Regions from separate parts of the Homo sapiens genome. Here region 2 is linked to region 1. A link is a loop called in an ENCODE intact Hi-C map of the cell type or tissue named here. Cell type or tissue: PC-3. All regions are shown on one strand. Links, peaks and the distances in the headings refer to the core of each region. The heading gives the core; the rest is flanking DNA. Region 1 has its middle 22 kb from the start of RAB10. Region 2 overlaps RAB10 (RAB10, member RAS oncogene family).

What was found. Hi-C counts contacts between places; a loop is a spot of excess contacts. Peaks named below come from ENCODE experiments on the same cell type or tissue, not always from the same donor. Only the 100,000 strongest peaks of a DNase experiment are listed, where the experiment ranks them.
Region 2: a loop joins it to region 1, with 2.2 times the contacts of the local background. A loop is called at or near these places in 2 of 110 quality-filtered maps.

What each region holds. Positions count from the first base shown.
Region 1 is chr2:26,007,768-26,016,105 of GRCh38, reverse strand. No RefSeq gene overlaps it. Among named protein-coding and RNA genes, the nearest start is that of RAB10, 22 kb to the left of the region's middle. RefSeq lists enhancers at 3,811-4,310, 4,311-4,812. In PC-3, for the core only: a CTCF peak has its summit at 4,976; DNase peaks (open chromatin) are centred at 2,215, 3,505, 3,615 and 6,995; H3K4me3 peaks cover 2,465 bases; H3K27ac peaks cover 5,674 bases.
Region 2 is chr2:26,064,452-26,072,789 of GRCh38, reverse strand. All of the region lies in intron 1 of RAB10 (RAB10, member RAS oncogene family), which reads right to left. It overlaps LOC105374333 (a long non-coding RNA gene), which reads right to left. Exons shown (of 2, transcript XR_939851.3): 1 at 1-8,338. Among named protein-coding and RNA genes, the nearest start is that of RAB10, 35 kb to the right of the region's middle. RefSeq lists an enhancer at 4,043-4,092. In PC-3, for the core only: no CTCF peak of the experiment used is centred there; a DNase peak (open chromatin) is centred at 3,979; H3K4me3 peaks cover 846 bases; H3K27ac peaks cover 2,488 bases.

The DNA of each region.
Region 1 (8,338 bases), core at 111-8,110:
CGGCTCACTGCAAACTCCGCCTCACGGGTTCAAGCGATTCTCCTGCCTCAGTCTCCCAAGTAGTTGGGATTACAGGTACCCGCCACCATGCCCGGCTGACTTTTGTATTTTTATTAGAGACGTGGTTTCACCATGTTGGCCAGGCTGGTCTCAAACTCCTGACCTCAAGTGATCTGCCCGCTTTGGCCTCCTAAAATGCTGGGATTACAGGCGTGAGCCACCATGCCCAGCCCTTCATAATTCCATGCACTCTTAATTTGTGTCTGTCCCACTGGCTACTACCACACAGTTGGATCTGATAATTTCTGTGTACTCTCTCACTAACTCATTCCCTTCTTCCTCCTTTTCTTTAGCCTTAAAACTCCTGAAGGTGGGTTTTCCAGGGCCCCTTCTCCCATCACTGCCTTTTGTGTATTCTCATTGCTAAGGACCCACTGTCTTGAGTCTCCTGCAGGCAAACAGCCAGCTCTACCCCTTCCCCTTCTTTCCTCCAGGCTCCCCTGCCAGGGGAGGGATGTTATAGCTCTCTTACCAGCGTCAGGACTTTGTCTAATCACTCCAGTTTTTCAATCTCTCTTAAAGTGTGGGAGCCACAATCAGGCATGATATGCCAGGCATGGTTTGACCTGGTGTAGTAGAAAAGACGACCACATTTTTCATTGTACACATGTACTGGTGTTAATGTAACCTAAGTGTAGATTAGGATTTTGGCAACTGTGTCATGATGTTTGCTCTAATAGGTTTGTGGCCAGCTAAAAATCCTAGGCCTTTTTTCACAAACTGCAGATAAGTCTCTACATTTTGTACTGATATAGCTGACTTAATAATATCTAACTTTAATAATTCCTTAAAAATAATTTTTTTATGTTTTTGAGGCAGGGTCTCACTCTGTTGCCCAGGCTGGAGTACAGTGGCGCAGTCTCGGCTCTCTGTAGCCTCAACCTCCTGGGCTCAAGCAATCCTCCCACCTCAGCCCCTCAAGTAGCTGGGACTAAAGGAGCACACCACCACACCCTGCTAATTTTTGTATTTTTTGTAGAGACAGGGTTTTGCCATATTGCCCAGGCTGTTTTTGAACTCCTGAGTTCAAATGATCCTCCTGCCTCAGCCTCCCAAAGTACTGGGATTACAGGTATGTACCACCACACCCAGCCTAACTTTAATAATTCATCAATTTATCACTATTATAAATAACTTTGGTTCTTTAACAAATAAATTGTGAGGAAAAAAAAAGTGTCAGAGGGGTGATTTGTAGATAAAAGAGACTTTCAACCAATTGCAATGTGTGGGCCGGGAGCAGTGGCACACACCTGTAATCCCAGCACTTTAGGAGGCCGAGGCGGGCAGATCATGTCAGGCCAGGAGTTTGAGACCAGCCTGGGCAATGTGATGAGCTTTATCTCCACAAAATTAATAATACAAAAAAATCAGCTGGGTATGGTGGTGCATGCCTGTGGTCCCAGCTATTTGGGAGGCTGAAGTGGGAGGATTACCTGAGACCAGGAGGCAGAGGTTGCAGTGTGCCAAGACTGTGCCACTGCACTGCAGCCTGGGTGGAAACCTTGTCTCTCTCTCTCTGTCTCTCTCTCTCTGTCTCTGTCTCTGTCTCTCTCTCTCTCTCTCTCTCTCTCTCTCTCTATATATATATATATATATTTATGTATATATGTGTGTGTATATATATATGTGTTTATGTATATATATATATATATTTTTTTTTTTTTTTTTTTTTGAGACATAGTCTCACTGCAATGCCTAGGCTGGAGTGCAATGGTACAATCTCAGCTCACTGCAACCTCCACCTCCCAGGTTCAAGTAATTCTCCTGCCTCAGGCTCCTGAGCATTTGGGATTACAGGCAACTGCCACCACACCCAGATAATTTTTGTATTTTTAGTAGAGACGGGGTTTCACCATATTGGCCAGGCTGGTCTTGAACTCCTGACCTCAAGTGATCTGCCTGCCTTGGCCTCCCAAAGTGCTGAGATTACAGGCATATGCCACCAGGCCCGGCCTCACCTCCTCATTTTAAAATTGATAATATAACCAGGAGATGATTGGTCTTTGCTCTCACTCCTTATACAACTCAAGTCCAAACTGAGAACTTTGTTTGCATCCCCTCCAATACATCCAAATTCAAAAATACCTATGACTAAGGAGATTTTACTGAAGGCTTCATGGGAAGACAGAAGAGGATTACATCACACACCATAAAGCAAAGCTTAATTAGATCCCTCCACTCCACTAGCTAAACCTGTTCTCCCTCCAAAAGTTTTCTCCCTTACTACCATATTGCCAACTTTCCTCCCTTCATCTCTTTCCGTATACAACTTCTGAATTCCCTCTTTTCTTCCAGACCATTCAGTTATGGTCCCAAGTTTATCACCTCATATCATTTGCATTCAACAAAACAAAAGCACAATAGTTACCTAAAAAGCAACTATTTTTCCTCAAGCATGCTCCTTGGGAAAGTGGGAGGTATCTCAGTTCATGGCAATAGAGCCCATGTCAATAATAAATATTTCCTGGAGGCTTGTTAAGAATAAGATGCTGGGCTAAGCATCTGACAAAATGATCTCATGTCATGTAGTTCATTAGTGGCAAATCTAGTATAGAACTTTAATTAGAAAGGTTAAATCACAACTTTTTTTTTTTTTTTTTTTGAGACAGAGTCTCGCTCCCACTGTCACCTGGGCTGGAGTGCAGTGGTACGATCTCAGCTCACTGCAACCTCTGCCTCTCGGGTTCAAGTGATTCCCCTGCGTCAGCCTCCCGAGTAGCTGGGACTATAGGCACCTGCCACCACGCCCAGCTAATTTTGTGTATTTTTAGTAGAGATGGGGTTTCGCCATGTTGGCCAGGCTGGTCTCGAACTCCTGACCTCGTGATTCGCCCGCCTCGGCCTCCCAAAGTATTGGGATTACAGGTGTGAGCCACCGTGCCTGGCCTAAATCACAACTTCTGAGCCACTCATATTCATGTTCTTCAGTTTTTTGTTTGTTTGTTTGTTTTTGCTTAACAGCCCTGTAGGCTAGATGGAAAAGGTACATTATTTCATTTTCTAAAGATAGGGAAATCGAGAGACAGTGACTGAGGGACTTTGCAACTTAGGTAGTGAGAGGTCTTGATCCATGTCTAGGTTATTTTGTCTTTTGCAGGATGTATGAAATTGTGGCCAAATTCACATGGAAAATGTAACGAGTAAGGGACACTGTGTAATCTAAGACACTGTTATGTGAGGTCAAGTAGAAAGGACCGAAGCATTATGATTGATAAGGAGTACCGAGAAGAGAAGTGGGAGAGGACAGACTGTCAGTGTTTCTCCCACGGTGACAGGGAAGAGAGGCCAGTGCTGGGCAAGGCAGGATCCTGTTTGGCAAGGGATGCCTGTCCCTGTGTGGGAAAGCATGACTCATCGGGGTGCCATAGCTCAGTGACACAGGCTCTTAAGATCTTTCAAGTCCCCTTAGCCCTACTCTGTATTTACAAAGTGACTCTTGGATATACTTTGAGCTTCTGAAGTGTGCCTTCCACAAAGCAAGGAATGTGCTGACAGGGGTTTCTTCGGGCCTATTGTCAATTACATTTCACAGAATGAATGAATAATGCTGCATCTGGTTTCTCCCTCGTGGGTTTGGTTTAGAGCGAGTTTATTCATTCAACATCAGTTCAACAAATATTTATTGAGTGCCATTTACGTGCCAGGCATTGGTCGGAGCCCTTGTGACACAGTCAGATAAGATCTCTATCCTCACAGAGTGCACGCGCTGATGAGGGGATGACGCATAAGAGAAAAACAAACATATCAATAGATAACTTCAAACTGATAGTCCACACCTGGGGTTACTGAATTCCTGCACACAGGCTCAGCTGTACCCGAGGTTCTAAGACCCTCCCTGTCTCATGCATACCAGGAAGACTTAAGAAGCTTTAGCTCAATCTCAGAGGATTTAGCAGATCAAATTTCCCTCTAGTCTGACCTGGCCCCTGAGAGGCCGTGTTTAGACTTAAGACCCACTACTTCTCTCACTGCTGCAGGTTTAGCCTCACAGCCTCAGTGTGTGTCACTCTATGCCCAGTGGGTTGGAAGGTCTTTCTACTCTAGTTAATGGGAACACCAGCTCTCCCCAGCCTGTGTAAGCTCTGCTGACGGATCCATTTCCTCCTCCTCTCCAGGGTTCCTTTCCCCAGTGTGTCAGTAGTTTCTTCACACACGTGACTGATTGGAACCCAAAGAATCAGGGGAAGCCAGGCGCAATAACTCACGCCTGTAATCCCAGCCCTCTGGGAGGCTGAGGCAGGCAGATAACCTGAGCTCAGGAGTTTGAGACCAACCTGGGCAACATGATGAAATCCTGTCTCTACAAAACATACAAAAAGTAGCCAGGTGTGGTGGCTTGCACCTATAGTCCCAGCTACTCAGGAGGTTGAGGCTGCAGTGAGCCATGTTCGCACCACTGCACTCCAGCCTCGGTGACAAAGTGAGACCCTGTCTCAAAAATAAAAAAGTCAGGGGACTCCTCTGCAGGTCTCCAGGAGCCCACGTTCTCTGTGCTATAGCTTGGACACTCTCTCCAGCTGGGACATCTGCTCTGCTCACCTCCTTGGTTTCCCTTCTCTTAAGGATCACTGTCCTGAGTTCCCTGTTGACCAATGACCAATGTCTTAAAACCACTGTTTCATATATTTCATTCAACTTTTTGCTTGATTAAGGAGAGGATAAATCTAGACCCCATTCCTTCATCATGGCAAAAAGTAGACATTGTCTTCTTCTGTTAAGTAATTGTTTTTATTGAAGCATCACACACATACACAAAAGCACACAAATCCTAAGTGTATACAGCTCAATAAACTTTCACAAAATAAACACACCTGTGCAACCACCTCTCACATTAATAAATAGAATATTACCAGCACATCAGAAACGCCATGCTCCTTTCCAATCACTACCCATCCTCACGGGGGAGCCACTTTTCTAATTTTTAACACCATAGTGCCTGTTTTTGAACTTGCAGTATGTATTCTTTTGTGTCTGACCTTTTCTGTGTGTTGTGTGAAGAAATAATTCCTTTCACTGCTATGTAACATCCCATTTTATTTTATTTTATTTATTTTTCGAGATGGAGTTTCACTCTTGTTGCTCAGGCTGGATGGAGTACAATGGTGCAATCTTGGCTCACTGCAACCTCCGCCTCCCGGGTTCAAGCGATTCTCCTGCCTCAGCCTCCCAAGTAGCTGGGATTATAGGCATGCACCACCACAGCCAGCTAATTTTGTATTTTTTGTAGAGATGGGGTTTCTCCATGTTGGTCAGGCTGATCTCGAACTCCCGACCTCAGGTGATCCACCCAGCTAGGCCTCCCAAAGTGCTGGGATTACAGGCATGAGCCACCTCACCCGGCCTACATCTCATTTTATTTTATTTTATTTTATTTTTATTTATTTATTTATTTTGAGACGGAGTCTTGCTCTGTCACCCAGGCTGGAGTGCATTTGCGAGTTCTCGGCTCACTGCAAGCTCCGCCTCCCAGTTCACGCCATTCGCCTGCCTCAGCCTCCTGAGAAGGTGGGACTACAGGTGCCCCTACCACGTTCGGCTAATTTTTTGTATTTTTAATGGAGATGGGGTTTCACCGTGTTAGCCAGGATGGTCTCGATCTCCTGACCTCATGATCTGCCTGCCTTGGCCTCCCAAAGTGCTGGGATTACAGGCGTGAGCCACCGTGCCCAGCCATTTGTATTTTCTTGAGACGGAGTTGTGCTCTTATTGCCCAGGCTGGAGGGCAATGGCACAATCTCAGCTCACTGCAACCTCCACCTCCCGGGTTCAAGCAATTCTCCTGCCTCAGCCTCCCAAGTAGCTGTGATTACAGGCATGTGCCACCACACCCGGCTAATTTTGTATTTTTAGTAGAGATGGGGTTTCACCATGTTGGTCAGGCTGGTCTCGAACTCCTGACCTCAGGTGATCCACCCACCTTGGCCTCCCAAAGTGCTGGGATTACAAGCATGAGCCACTGTGCCCATCCCCATTTTATTAATATACCATATTATTCATCTATTCTAAGGTTGATGGGTATTTGAGTTGTTTCTAGTTTGGGGCTATTATAAATAGTGCTGCTGTGAACATTTTTGCACTTTTTTTGAAGCCTATGTATGTATGCATATTTCTAGGAGTACATGTGTATGTATTTCTAGGAACTGCTAGATCATGACTAGGTATCTCTTCTACTTTAGTAGATACCGCTAGTTTCCCAAAGTAGCTATCCAGTTTACACTCCCACTAGCAATGTATGAGAGTTCCAGTTGCTCCACATCTTCACCAACACTTAGTATTGTGTATTTTTCATCTTAGCTGTTCTAATGGACTTTACTTACATTACCTTTTAGAACACCCCACAGGCATAATAAAACTACCAAGCTTAATGAGCTGGCAATGTGCCAGTTCGAGACTCCTGTATGTCAGGTCTTCCATATGCATTCTGTTATGTTTGTGTTCACCAGGATTATATTTGGGCAGAATTTGAGAACTAAGTGTTAGATGTTGCACCATATAAAGAAATGGGGGGAGGAAAGGCAAACAAGGGCAGTTGTGGCAGGGGAAGCAATATGTGGAAAGGAAGGAAGTCATAAAAGGGCTTGGCTCGGGGCTGCCTGGTACAATTGTGCATGATTCTTGGAGTTGTTATTCACTCCTTTGTCTATGGGAATAGCACCTCCTGGAACTGTGCAGTGCACAACCTATGAAGCTGCACACAGCAGCCATGCCTGTCATGGTCAGGGATAAAAAGAACTTTGGTGTGTCTGGAAGGCAGGATGGGTAGGGTAGAGGAGCAGGAGAAGCCAGATTCAGAGATGGGGCAATATAACTGACTCAGCCTTTGTCAGATGTCAGAGGCTTCCTTTGAAACTCCACCCTACCATCAGCCCTCCCCTGCTAGCAGGATTGTACAAGCTTCCTCCTCTTGGATACCTCACCCCTCTGAACCAACAGAGCTGCCACTGAATTGGGGCTGAGGTGAACCCATGCCAGGAAGGAGAAATGCTGAGCAAGCCCTGGCTTGTCTTGCTTCATGACTCTGATTTCAACAAACTGAGGAACCAACACCCTGGCCTTCCCCTATCTTGGGCTTCCTCTTTGCCTACAGCTTCAGTGTACTATTCTGCCTGGGAAAACCAGATAAACTGGGGTGGGAAGCGGTGCCCCACCCACTCAACACCCTAGGTTTGTGTTACTGAGTCACCAGGGTGGTTTCTGAGGACACAAGAAAGTAACAGGAGAATCCTGGGGCTCCCAGGCATCATCCTCATGGCCTGCCAGAGTTAAGGGAACCCCTCTGAAAGAGATCCTTGGGTTGACACTCTTTTGTCTCCTCAGTACATTTTATTCCTGTATGTGGTGTCTTTTTGTTTGTTTGTTTGTTTGTTTGTTTTGGTTTTTTGTTGGTTTTTTTTTTGAGACTGAGTCTCACTTTGTCACCCAGGCTGGAGTGCAGTGGCACGATCTCAGCTCGCTGCAAACCTCCGCCTCCCGGATTCAAGTGATTCTCTTGTCTCAGCCTCCTGAGTAGCTGGGATTACAGGCATGCGCCACCATTCCCTGCTAAGTTTTGTATTTTTATTGGAGATGAGGTTTTGCCATATTGGCCAGACTGGTCTCAAACTCCTGACCTTAGGTGATCCACACACCTCGGCCTCTTAAAGTGCTGGGATTACAAGCATGAGCCACCATGCCCAGCCAGAAGATTACTTTTGGTTACTTTGTTTTAGAGACAGGGTCTTGCTATGTTGCCCTGCTGGTCTAAAACCCCTGGGCTCAAGCAATCCTCTCACCTTGGCCTCCTGAGTAGCTGGGACTGTAGGTATGCACACTGCACCCAGCTCAGAAGATCATTTTTAAAACAACCAACAAAGATGTACTGCAGACTTAAAATGTGTTCAACAGTGGGTTAGGCCCTTATAAGGAGTAGAGAACAATAGGCACAAGTTCTTCTCTCAAATAAGCTAATAACTAGAGAAAATTAAAATTAGCATGAACTCCCTGAGCAGACACCAGCTGGGAACAGTGAGAGTGTTAAACATGGCAGGAGGAGAGGAGGAGCTATCTTGAGACGCAACATTGTTTCCATTTCATCTGTAAGTGTTGATGATCCATGAGAGAATTGTCAAATAAACTGTAATATTCTTAAAAAAAAAAAAAAATAGAGGGCTGGGCGCAGTGGCTCACACCTGTAATCCCAGCACTTTGGGAGGCCCAGGTGGGCTGATTGCCTGAGGTCAGGAGTTCGAGACCAATCTGGCCAACATGGCGAAACCCTGTCTCTACTAAAAATGCAAAA
Region 2 (8,338 bases), core at 168-8,167, 57 kb before region 1:
GCAACTTTAATGTTTAGCTTAATAGATAACACTTGGATTATACCTGCTTCTGCATCCAATTTATTGTAATATGCTGTTTTGGCTGATGAAGCATACAAAGAATATGAAGTATATGAAGAAAATCTAGCTACAAACAGATATGTTGCTAGAAAAGGGAGGAGTATTTTAAGAACCTATTCAGATAATCCTAAACATTATTCTTCAACACTACAAAGCTCAGCAAGTAATTTCTTTTTTTCTTCTTTTTTTGCATGAGTCACAAGGAACAAGCAGTAATTTCTTAAACATTAGTTGCAAGGTAGAATCTGAAACCCTGTCAATGGTGTTTTCATGTTCTATTATTATTTTTATTATTATTATTATATATGTATTTTTTAGATGGAGTCTCACTCTGTCGCCAGGCTGGAATGCAGTAATTTGATCTCAGCTCACTGCAACCCCCACCTCCCGTGTTCAAGTGATTTTCCTGCCTCAGCCTCCCGAGTAGCTGAGAATACAGGTGGGTGCCACCATGCCCAGCTAATTTTTGTATTTTTAGTAGAGACCAGTTTCACCATGTTGGCCAGGATGGTCTCAATCTCTTGATCTCATGATCCAGCCGCCTCGGCCTCCCAAAGTGCTGGGATTACAGGCGTGAGCCACCGCACCCAGCCATGTTCTATTATATTAAAATCCATCAGTTACTTTGCACTCTGAATAGGTCTTTTTATCTGCGCAATTTTATAACAGCATGTATTGGTCATTTGGAAATTAATAGTTCATTAACACAGTTCTTCCAAATGTTGGCGTATTTCATTATACAATATGAAAAAAATAATATTATCACCATGGACCTCATCAAGAGAGTATGTACAGAAAAGCTGTCACACTCACAGCAGCAGACACAAGTTTTCCAAATATATTTTATTTATTTATTTTTTTAAGAGACTGAGTCTTGCTCTGTCACCCAGGCTGTAGTGCAGTAGTGTAATCACAGCTCACTTCAGGCTCAAACTCCCAGGCTCAAACAATCCTCCCGCTTCAGCCTCTTGGGTAGCTGGAATTACAGGCAAGAGTGACCTTGACTGGCTCAAAATTCCAAACTTCCTTTTTTTTTTTTTTGAGATGAAGTCTCACTCTGTCACCCAGGCTGGAGTTGCAGTGGTGCCATCTTGGCTCACCGCAACCTCTGCCTCCCAGGTTCAAGCAATTCTCCTGCCTCAGTCTCCCAAGTAGCTGGGATTACAGGTGCCCACCATCATGTCTGGCTAATTTTTGTATTTTTAGTAGAGATGGGGTTTCACCATGTTGGCCATGCTGGTCTTGAACTCCTGACCTCAGGCGATCCACCCGCCTTGGCCTCCCAAAGTGTTGGGATTACAGGAGTGGGCCACCGCGCCTGGCCAAAATTCCAATCTTAAAAGCATAAATTTTATCAGTGGCAACAAATACTGTCACTTCATTCATTCAAGACAGTATCTGCCAAGGACTCAAGTCTGAATAACCATAGTTTGCCAGTTGTTCTTTCAAGGATAAATGATGTTCTATAAAAATGGTGGCCAATCCAAACAATTTCACAAGTGCCTTTGCTTGAGACAACCATCACTGTCTCAAAACGAGGCAGAAGTGCTTTATATTTACCTCCCATTTCATCATACACCAAAAAGATATATGCTCAAAGGTCAAGATTTAACAAAAATTAATTCTACTTCATCAAGGATATTCTTGAGGAAAATTATTTTAGTTTTCTCTTGTGAGTACATGGTGGTAAATACAATGACTACTAGTCCAGCTTGGTTCCATTGTCTTGATTCATGCTAAGGTCAGCAATTTTACATACCATTGCTTCTGTACCATCAGTACAAGCATCAACATAGTGAAAAAGGCAAATGTCTTAGAATTATTATGAAAAGTTTTGACCTTCTGGTCAAAAAAACTCCCTAGGTGGTGGTCAGTGGGGATCCACATGTTGAAAACCACTGAGAAACAATTACATTTGGTGAGAATTTACATGCCATACAATGGGATGCTTCTATTATGTATTCATTTGCTCCTTGCAATAATCTTAAAAGACATTTTTTAAACTGTAAGAAAATTTAGGTGGAACCAAAAGACAAATCCAAATGTTTCTATAATTACAAAGCTTTCCATCGCTATGTTTAAGATTTGGCTCTGATATATTTGTCATATTATCAAGGGCAGGTCATTAAACTCTGCTTCCTTACCTGTAAAATGATAATAGTTACCTACATAGCTTGCCCTCTTCATAATATTGTACAAGGTTCACAAGAAGGAAAACAGTACTCTAAAATTTTTCTTAAACTATTTTAAGTATGATGAAACGAACAAAACTCAATTCCGAGAATAAAAAAATCCTTGAGGTTCAAAAAGATAGTCACTTTAAGTGACTGTGAAAATGTACCTATGTTTTAAAACAGGTGAAAAACAGATAAAACCAGATTTAATACTACTTCACTGAAATCACACAACTACTTGATTTAATCTAGTCTTTTCCCACCATTTCCTTTTGAGCTCTCAAGCATATCTGCCTGTAGCAAGTTCTCATCTGCACACGTCCTAGAAAAGCCAAAAGCAAATTCTCTACTCTGAAAAACTGAGGCCAAGAAGGCCACATCCTGTGATAAAGCCAAGGACGCATAATTTCAAGTCCAAGGATCTCTAGAAGAATTCGTGTAGCTGCACATCCATTATAGCTCAATATAACACAATGCAGAGTGAATATAAATCTAAGACTGACACACACACACCTCCCCCAAACCAAGATTATTGTCAAAAGTATCGGAGGCCAGGTGCGATGGCTCACGCCTGTAATCCCAGCACTTTGGGAAGCCGGGGAGGGCAGATCACTTGAGGTCAGGAGCTCGAGAGCAGCCTGGCCAACCATGGCGAAACCTCATCTCTATTAAAAACACAAAAATTAGTGGGGCATGGTGGCACGTGCCTGTAGTCCCAGCTACTTGGGAGGCTGAGGCAGAAGAATCACTTAAACCTGAGAGGTGAAGGCTGCAGTGAGATGAGATCATGCCACTGCTCTCCAGCCGGGGCAACAGAGTGAGACCCCATCTCAAAAAAAAAAGTATCTGAGTAGTTGTTTTTCCTTTTTTCTTTTTTTTTGGGGGGTAGGGGGGCAGAGTCTCGCTCTGCCGCCCAGACTGGAGTGCAGTGGTGCGATCTGGGCTCACTGCAACCTCCACTTCCTGGGTTCAAGTGATTCTCCTGCCTCAGCCTCCCAAGTTGCTGGGATTACAGGCGCCCACCACCATGCCCAGCTAATTTTTGTATTTTTAGTAGAGACAGGGTTTCACCACATTGGCCAGGCTGGTCTCAAACTCCTGACCTTGTGATCCTCCCACAGTGCTGGGATTACAGGTGTGAGCCACCAAGCCCAGCCAGTTGAAGTTTTTTTAAATGCCCTTCTATTATCCTCAGGATATGTCTCAAAAAGTTTAAATTATAGAAAAAAATCTGTAAATCCCAAAGAACACTACAACTCAGCATTAATCCTAAAACTGTTGGGGTTATCTCTTTTACTAGTGGGAAACATGCAGTTTACTGTGCAACTAGCCAAAGGCCTGCTAATGCTGATGGGACCATTAGCCTCAACCATGGTTCTACTGCAGAAATGAAAACCACCTTACCAAAGCCAACTTTTTGGGCATTAAAATTTCAAAGCATCTCAATGCTGTTCAGAGGGCAAATAGGCTATATTAGACATTAAGAAAGAAATTATCAGTTGAAATTAAGAATATATATGTGAGAGATTACAGAAAAGCTTAAGACAAACTAGAAATTCTTAAATTCAAACTGCCACTAAAATGGAAGGCAGTGCATCAGTAGTTCCTGAGCTATGTGTACTGTATTCTCTCCCCCACGAAGAGATAATCTGCATGAAAACAATAAGTGAAACATTTTTGAAACAGCTCTTTCATCTGACTTCTACAGAAGAGGTAAAATGTGTCATCACTAAATTTGCTTAGCTGGTTTTAAGCCTTGCCCACAACGTCTGAGGAAATGACTCAGCAAGACTCAGCCCATATGTTAACCAGAGTTAAGCGATTAACACAATTAAAGTTAAGCACACATTTCTCAAACACGCCCAATTTACAGATAAAGAAAGAGGCTCAGAGTTTAAATGACTTGCTCAAGCTCACAAACCAAATTAACTATGATCAGAACTCTGTCTCTTGGCTCAGGATTGTCTGATGTATTTGGCACTAAAAAGATCACCTCAAAAAAAAAATTAAAGGCTCACTGTCACAGTCACTGACAGGTATTTTCACATATAATCGCTCATAATCCTTAAAGATTAAATAGTATACAGTAAGAGTTTAAACACATCTTTGATAAGTCTTTAATTAGAAAATTCCAACTCCAATCCATTTTCCACATTTTCTGGGCCAACCATCTTTTAAAAATTGAATCTAACCATGTCACATCCCTGCTCAAACCTTCCATGGAATTCGAATCCTTAGCATGGACTACCAGGCTCTGCACAATCTGGCTCAAACCCACGTCTTCAACATCTATTGCTTCTGCTAGCCTCACAAGTCACATTTGCAACACACATCATCTTTCAGTTCTTTGAACTCAAAAAGCTCCTTTACTAAGGACCTTTTTGTGCCCACTTCCTCTGCCTGGAATGATGTTCTTCTACCTAACTTCTAATCATATCTCATGTAGCAGTATAAATGTCATTTCCCCAGGACAGCATTCTCTAGGCCACCTGACCATCCTCTGAAATAGATTAATTAATAACCTGTTTATTCTCATTTTACTAACTAGAGAACTACTCTGGTTTGATGTTTCTGTTTACTTGATGAACATATATCAACCCCCCAGCAAATTCTGCTGCAAGTATGGTGACCATAAGTCTGTTTGACCTCAAGTCTTCATTTATGATTGGTGTTTCCAAACATCGTGTACAAATCTACTGTCTTAGACTTTACATTTTTAACAAAGTTGCATCAAAATAAGTATTGATGGTTTCACAGACATTGAATTGGTGTTTCTAACTTCTGACAAGGTCTTACACAGTAGTCATGTGAGATGTGCATTGTAAACAGCTATCACATTTTAACACATGATTAAATCTAACAAGATGACTAGTGGTAGTCTGCCTCTTTTCTTAACCCTTTACAAATTTGAAACAATTGACATTTTCCTTTTTAGGACACCAAGTCAATATCAAGTATGGTAACAGGCAGCTAACTCCCTCCTTCAGGTGTTGACAGTTGCTGGAAGGAGAATATTCAAGGCTGTTGCCCCCATCCATCATCTGTGCCATGGCCAGTTCCTCAGCCAACAAGAAGCCATCAAAATACTGTCAGTGAGATCAGTAGGAAACATGGAAAAAATATGTACATAGGAAATGTGTATGAGTGGTCCTTTCATAGAGTATGCAGATACAGTATAAACCCCTTTTGCTACAATGACCTTTTCATTGTTACACAGTGTATATCTACAACTAATCTATGTATTTTTAAATAAGCCCTTTAGATAGCAATGCACTCAAGTATATATTTAAAGTGGTAACAATGACTTCAAGCAGCAAATCTGAAGAAGCATCAACATTTGGCTAGGTGAGGTGGTCCACACTTGTAAACCTAGCACTTTGGAAGGCCACGGCAGGAGGATCACTTGAGCCCAGGAGTTTGAGACCTGCTTGGGCAACATAGGGAGACCCCGTCTCTACAAAAAATACAAAAAATAGAGCGGCATGGTGGCTCACACCTATAATCCCAGCACTTTGGGAGGCTGAGGCAGGTGGATCACTTGAGGTCAGGAGTTCGAGACCAGCCTGGCCAATGTGGATAAACCCCATCTCTACTAAAATACAAAAATTAGCCTGGCGTGGTGGCATGTGCCTGTAGTCCCAGCTACTCAAGAGGCTGAGGCAGAAGAATCACTTGAACCTGGGAGGTGGAGGCTGCAGTGAGCCGAGATTGTGCCACCGCACTTCAGCCTGGGTGACAGAGTGAGACTCCGTATCAAAAAAAAAAAAAAAAAAAAAAATTGATGGCATGGTTTTGCTGTGTCCCCACCCAAATGTCATCTTGAACTGTAGTTCCCATAATCCCCAAGTGTCATGGGAAGGACCCGGTGGGAGGTAATTGAAACACAGGGGTGGTTACCTCCATGCTGTTCTCATGATAGCGAGTTCTCACAAGATCTGATGGTTTTGTAAGGGGCTTCGCTCCTCTCATTCTCTCTCCTGCCGCCCTGCCTTCCACCATGACTGTAAGTTTCCTGAGGCCTCCCCAGCCATGAGGAACTGTGAGTCAATCAAACCTCTTTTCTTTATAAATTACCCAGTCTCTGGTATTTCTTCATAGCAGCATGAGAACAGACTAATACAATCAACATTTAATTCAAAGGCAATAAGCAGTTATTGTAAAATTGTGTCTGAAAATGACAATACATGCAGCTGTAAAAGATGCCTTTACAAAACATTCTATGAAACATAACTTGTAATTAGATCCAATGACTGTTCTTCTAAATTAATCTTTTTTTTTCAATTCCAAGTTTTCTTGTCCACTGGAAAAAAAAATCGGTAATTGTTCATGTTGGCTTCACTAGCAGAAATTCCCAGAGACAACTGATGCAAGTTTATCACTATCATGAGACCTCTTCCATAGAAAAACCATCATCACATTAACTGCTTGATTTCTTTCATCCAATTCATGGAATCAAAATAAAGCTTTTGAAAGTTAACTCTGTTCAAAGTAAAACATCTCATATTACTGTGTATGTTGTGAATTGTTTAAAAACATGTAACACTGAAGATAAAATTTTTGTTTTAGTGATGATGAGAATACAAATATTGGTTAAGTAGACTGTCATGGTAAAAACAATATTCCCACTAAGCTAAAACAAAAAAAGGATAAAACAAAAAATATACTTGAAATGATTATGGAGTATACATTACTCATAACTATATGCAAAAAGACTATAATATTTTACCAACTGAAAGATACGCTGTAGATGTGGAAATGTACAAATATACATAGTAACTGAACTATAAAATCTGTGATCAAGATGACAATTTACATATTAAATACATATAAATGACAGCATGTGATTTCTGTTACATGTCAATGATATTTTTGGAAATGTTTGAGCCTTTGAAGAACTACTTCATAAATCAACTTAAGTGTCCTACAATGGTATCAAGTTTTATAAATGAGTCTTCTGATTTTTGGTTGAATGTTTTTTAAAATCATTAAATATTTTCTAATCAGTTGGAAATATTCAATCAAAGTATTCAATAAACTGAAGTGCCACAAAAAAAAAACCTTCAGGTTTTGAAGTCTTTGGCAAACTGTAGTTGTTGAAAACAAAAGCTTGCAAACAGGGAAGTGCCAAATGAAAGTGTTGACCATTTCCAACTTATCAACCATAAAATACAACTTAGAGGGCTGTAAAAAATTATATTAAATATATATAGCCATACTGGAGAAAACAATCCAGAAAAACACAAGGAACATGGCATTAGAGATACAGCTAATAAAGGCACATGAAAATGCACAAAGAATGATTCTACCTGGGTCATGTTTTTTTTTTCTTTTTCTTTTTTTCTTTCTTCTTAGAGTCATGTTTTTAACAAGCACTGCTGTTTGGTCAGTCAACAAACACACTGAATACTCACTATGGGCACAATGAAAAACTGAGAATGCCTAATGGCTGGAATGACCATGTGACTTATTATCCAAACTGAAACACTCTTTTAAAGAGCCAGCGTCTTGCTCTGTCACCCAGGCTACAGAGCCTGCAGTGGCGCGATCAGAGCTCACTGCAGCCTCTAACTCCTGGGCTGAAGAGATCCTCCTGCCTCAGCCTCCTGAGTGGCTGGGATTACAGGTACACACCACCATACCCAGCTAAGACAGTGAGTGTGTGCGCACATGTGTGGAGACAGGAGTCTTGCTAGGTTGACTACACTGGTCTCCGACTCCTGGCTTCAAGAGATCCTCCCACTTCAGCCTCCCAAAGTGCTGGGATTACAGGCATGAGCCACCACACCCAGCCCAAACTGAAACATTCTTGAAAGAGAAAGAGGGTGTTAAAATGATTACATAATTTGTTGAAATATTTGTTCATCTGTTGAATAATTTGTTCATTTTTACTTATTTAAAAACTATTTTCAGGCTGTGCACAGTGGCTCCCAGCACTGTAACCCCAGCATTTTGGGAGGCCAAAGCAGGCAGTTCACTTGAGCTCAGGAGTTTGAGACCACCCTGGGCAACATGGTGTACACCCCATCTCTACAAAAAATGAAAAAAAAAATTTTTTTTTCCCAAAAAATTAGCCAGGCGTGGTGGCACACCCCTGTAGTCCCAGC